2 separate regions of the Mus musculus genome follow, and region 2 is linked to region 1. A link is a loop called in an ENCODE intact Hi-C map of the cell type or tissue named here. Cell type or tissue: heart. All regions are shown on one strand.

What was found. Hi-C counts contacts between places; a loop is a spot of excess contacts. Peaks named below come from ENCODE experiments on the same cell type or tissue, not always from the same donor. Only the 100,000 strongest peaks of a DNase experiment are listed, where the experiment ranks them.
Region 2: a loop joins it to region 1, with 2.2 times the contacts of the local background. A loop is called at or near these places in 4 of 42 quality-filtered maps.

What each region holds. Positions count from the first base shown.
Region 1 is chr9:103,301,622-103,304,121 of GRCm38, reverse strand. No RefSeq gene overlaps it. Among named protein-coding and RNA genes, the nearest start is that of Topbp1, 2.5 kb to the left of the region's middle. In heart, a CTCF peak has its summit at 1,242 (motif pointing right); no DNase peak of the experiment used is centred here; H3K27ac peaks cover 115 bases.
Region 2 is chr9:103,006,771-103,009,270 of GRCm38, reverse strand. Slco2a1 (solute carrier organic anion transporter family, member 2a1) reads right to left here and starts at 784. Exons shown (of 14, transcript NM_033314.4): 1 at 556-784. The coding sequence starts at 651. In heart, no CTCF peak of the experiment used is centred here; DNase peaks (open chromatin) are centred at 850 and 1,420; H3K4me3 peaks cover 1,943 bases; H3K27ac peaks cover 1,874 bases.

The DNA.
Region 1 (2,500 bases):
CACCTTTGATAGCTCATGCCCTTTCTCATTTTTCACTGTCCCCAGGTAATATCTGACTATTCTGGCCTATCTACAGTAAGAAAACTCTTAGGTTCTAACCAAAACCCCATTCTTATGTTACCTCTTAAAAGTTGCTAAGGGTAGCCGGGGGCAGTGGTGGATCACGCCTTTAATCCCAGCACTCAGGAGGCAGAGACAGAGGCAGGCGGGATTTCTGAGTTCAAGACCAGCCTGGTCTACAAAGTGAGTTCCAGGACAGTCTGGGCTACACAGAGAAACCCTGTCTCGAAAAACAAACAAACAAACAAACAAACAAAAACAAAAAAAAGTTGCTAAGGGTAAATTATTGATAAAATGCTGAATTATTAGCCACCCCCAGCTTTATTTTATTTTATTTTATTTTTTGAGACAGAGTTTCTGCATAGCCTTGGCTGTCCTGGAACTCACTGTGTAGGACAGGTTGGCCTTGAACTCAAGAGATCTTGCCTTTGCCTCCCGGAATGCTGAGATTAAAGGTATGCCACCACGCCCAACACAAACTCTATTCTTTTAAGTACAATATATTTAGGGTTGCTGGTCACTGTAGTGATTATAATGGTCCTGCTTTAAAGGTATCATTAACTTTTTTCATTTACAGGATATCGATAACACTGGCGCAGAGGTAAATGCCCACTAGGGAAAAGAAGGGAAATACTTAGTATTGGAGGTAAGGGTCTGAGGATGTAGCTCAGTTGGTAGAGCACTTGCCTAGCATAAAAGTCCCTGGGTTCCATCTTCAGGGCCATATAACACTGGTTGCATCCTAGCTAAGCAGGAGGTATCTTGGGATACATGAGACCCTGCAGTGCCTTGAAGAAATTATTAGAGCTGTGAAAAAGAAGCCACAGTTGATGTCTAAAATGCAGTTCTGTCCTGAAGTTGTCATCATATCTGTAGGATACTTGATAGGTCACCAAGGACTGAGGAGAGTCAGGGCAAGAACTAAAGCAGAGGCCAAAGACAACCAGGCTTACACCCACTGCTTGCTCAAGCCTGCTTTCTTAGATCACCTAGGATCACCTCCCCTGGGGTGGCACCACCCACAATGGTCTGGGCCCTCCCACATCAATCACTAATCAAGAAAATGCCCTTCAGAGCAGTCTATAGGCGATCTGATAAATGACCATGGTATATGTTTATGCATTTAACACAGTATATTTTTACTTTGATTATGTGTGTTTGTGCACATGAATGTAATGCCCATAGAAGCCAGGAGGTGGCATCAAATCTCCAGAGCTGGAGTTACAGGCAGTTGGGAGCTGTCTAACATGGAAACAAAACTTGGGTCCTCTGGAAGAGTAGCAAATTCTCTTCACCACTGACGCACCTCTGCAGCCCCACCACAACATACATTTTATTGAGGCGTGTGTTATGTATGTTCACATGTGTGCAGGTACACATGTGTGCTCAAGTATATGACAGTCAGGTGCCAGCCCCAGCTGTTATTCCTCAGGTATCACCCACCTTGATGTTTTTTTTTTTCTTTTTTTAGTTGAAAAGGGCTCGTTTGTTTTACTTAAAGGGTTTTATATTTAAATTCCCAGCATTTCAAGTGAATATGTATAAATACAAGAGAGCTTAGCAAACAGCCTCTATTGCTACAGAGCTAACTTGAAGTGGCCTAGCAGCTATGAAAGCTGATAGCTTCAGCTAGCTGGAAAGTACAGCCTACCGACAGTGTGAGTTCCAGGGAGAGGGCTCTAAAGTAGAATGCCAACATCACATGTAGATTGTTCCCGGCTGTGTTTAAGTAGATCGTGTAAGGAGACACTCTGAGAAAAAAGTGGCTTCCTTGCCAAAAAATGTAGGGGGCTACATTGTTAGAAAAGCCAATTGTATCTAGGTCCTAAAAAGAAGAGAAACCTAAGAGGCTTTTGAGTCATGGCCATGAGAGCCTATATATGGAGGAAAGATGGAGGAGTATAGGACTCTTCTGGGCTGAGTAGGCGCCATCAAGTGAGATATATTCCCATTCCAGAAACAATGGCTTCAATGTCTGTTGTTTCAGGATTCTGGAGTTAATATTCTACCTTTATCCTTACCACCAACATCGTTCGTTCTCTCTCTCTCTCTCTCTCTCTCTCTCTCTCTCTCTCCCTCCCTCTCCCTCTTTCCTCCCTCTTTCTCTCTCCCTCTTTGGTTTTCTGTGATTCTGTTTCACTCTATGGCCAGGCTGGGTTGGAACTCATTATGTAGCCCAGGCTGGCCTAGTGCCTGTGCTGTTCCTCCTATCTCAGCCTAGCAAATGCTTGGATTGTAGCAATGAGTCATCACAACTGGTCCATGCTTCTTTCATGGATGACTGTCTTGTTACTTGAAGGAGACTTACAATGGCTCCAAAGGGTCAGAGTCCACAGTGGTCGGGGCAGCATAGCAGCTGGCAGCTTCCTCAGCTCTTGAACTACAAACACAAGGCAGAGCAAACTGCAAGTAGGCAAGTCGTTTCGTTTGAGTCTTAAAC
Region 2 (2,500 bases), 290 kb after region 1:
TGAAAACCCAGGCAAGGAATGCAGGCTTCTACCATCCACTGAGACAAGGTGCCTGTGCTCTGACTTGCATCTCAGGCTGCCCACAGCCTGTTGCCCACAAGGTGCTGGCTAAACTCCTCTGCATCCCTTCTCATTAAGGAAGAGCGCATACCCACAGCAGAGACCCAACAGAATTCCCTGGAGGTGTTCTTTCTCCATGGAAGAACAGGACAGTTCCCCTTTACAAAGTTACGTCTGTTCTGATTATTACTCCCCACGAGAGCCTATGAGCATATGCGCGCAACACACACACACACACACACACACACACACACACAGAGAGAGAGAGAGAGAGAGAGAGAGAGAGAGAGAGAGAGAGAGAGAGAGAGAGGTGTCGCCCCCTCACGCTCACGCTCACGCGCCGGGCCAGGCCCCACGGATGTGGCACCGGGGACAGAGAAGGGAGCCGGGTGCAACCCAGAGCTCCCGGACTGGCCTCATCGACGTCCTAGGTTGTGTCACCCACTCTGCCGCCCTCCTGCCCCGAACACGAACACTACTCACAACACTACTCACCTTAATGTTGTTGAAGACCGAGCGGGAGCAACGTCTGGCTGGGACCGAGGAGGTGCCGCTGCCCTGGCGTGCTCCGGGCTTGGGCAGGAGCCCCATCGTGACTGAGGCGACGTCCCCTGACCGGGCCAAGGTGGTGGCGACAGGCCGGGGTCAGGTTCTGCGGGACTTGGGTGCTTCAGGCTTCAGCGGCGGTAGCCGGGCTATGGGGAGCGAGACGTGGAGACTGAGCGAGAGAGTGAGCGCCCAGAAGTTTTTATAAGTGGCAGCGATGATGAAACGCGCTCTCTCTCCTCCCTCTCTTCCTCGGGTGTCAGAGGTGCTGCTAGCCCCCGCCCAGCCGCTGTCGCCTCCCCCAGGCAGGTGTCTTGGGTCCTGGAGTCGCGGCTGCGGAAGCCCAGAGGCTCTGGGACTCGAGCTGGGTGAGCCTTGGCTGCCTATCAGGTCCTGCTGGCCAGGGTTGAGGGTTGGGGGTAGTGTGTGGGGAGATGGCGGGTCCCCGAGGAAGAGGAGACCGCGTATGGAGGAGGCAGGAGGCTGCAGGCCAGGAGAAACCTGGGGATTTAAGGTGGGCGCGGCACTGGGGAAGGGGTGGGGAGCTAGAGTGGACTCGAGGGGCACGGGGTGATGGAAGGGAGCGAGGAGTCTCTGTGGCTCTTGGGGTTGTCCAGAGCAGGGCTCTGCGTGTCTGCACTCGCTCCGCAAACCTGGGCCCTCGGTTCCGGTGATGGCTCTGAGACTCGCTGCCCAAGCTCTGTTTGTGCTGAGGACTGATTTATATTTAAACTGCTCTTTGCGCTGCAGAGGAGGGTGGGAAGGCGTAACAAGGTGGAGAGGTGGGGGCCGCCCCAGGGCTGGGCTCAAACTCACTGGACCGGAGCCAAGGTAAACTGCAGGCGCTGTCGAGTGTCAGCGGGTCTGGCCTGAAGTGCTGGGGGTTGGGACAAAAGGAAGCGCTGGTCTGACAGGGATTGCCCCAACCCTGACCTCCTCTGCGAGGCTGGAGTGAGCAAGATATTTTTTCCTCTCCTGGACTGGGACCTTAGGGAAAGAAGGTGAGCCTTTTCCAGAAAAAGACAAAATAGATCCCGCAAAAGCTCTTGAGGCAGTTCGGAGGAGGCGCCCTTCCAGCTTCCTACTCTATTGTCTTGGGCAGAACCACCTCTTCCAGCCCAGCCCAGGAAAAGATGCTGTCAATATGGAGAACAATATGGGTGAAGGATGGAGCCCACTGCTTCGTTATTTCTGAAGGCTGATGTTTTCTCAACTCTGGTCTGGTCGGTCTGGGGACTTCTTCCTACGCACTAGCAAGCGAGGCCAAGGACTCTGGACACAGCAATAATCCAGAGGCTGTTGGACAGTGGGCAACTTCTTCGTTGCTTTGTTCACCTGCAGAGAAAAGTACAGACAGACTGGCTCACTGGACCACCGTGGGACACAGGTAGTTAGAGGTGACAGTGTACACTGGACACAGAAGGCCCCATCCATGGTGGATTGTGCCTGATGCTATGTAGATTTCTTGTACCACCAGTGCTAGATCTAAGTGAGAGAGGGTTGCTTTGATGATCTGGACTTTACAGGTAAGGATGCCAGAGGGATCAATTAGAGGGACCAAAGCCACACTGCAAGGAAGTAATAGAACTAGACCCAGAACTCAGTGTTGCCTGATGCCAAAGCCCAGCCATGAAGCACTCTTGTGTAGAATGAAGGAGGGTGGAGGCCAGAGGACAGCCCCACGTGTTTCTCAGATGTCTTCCATCTTGTTTTTGAAACAGACTCACTGGCCTGGCATTGACCTGGGGCTGGCCAGCAAGCCACCTGTCTCTGCCTCCCCAGGCCTGTGATTATAAGTGCCTGCTGCCATAATTGTTCTCTTTGATTACATGGGATTGAACTCAGGTCCTCCTGCTTGCCAGGCAGGCCCACTACTGACAGCTATCTCTCTAGC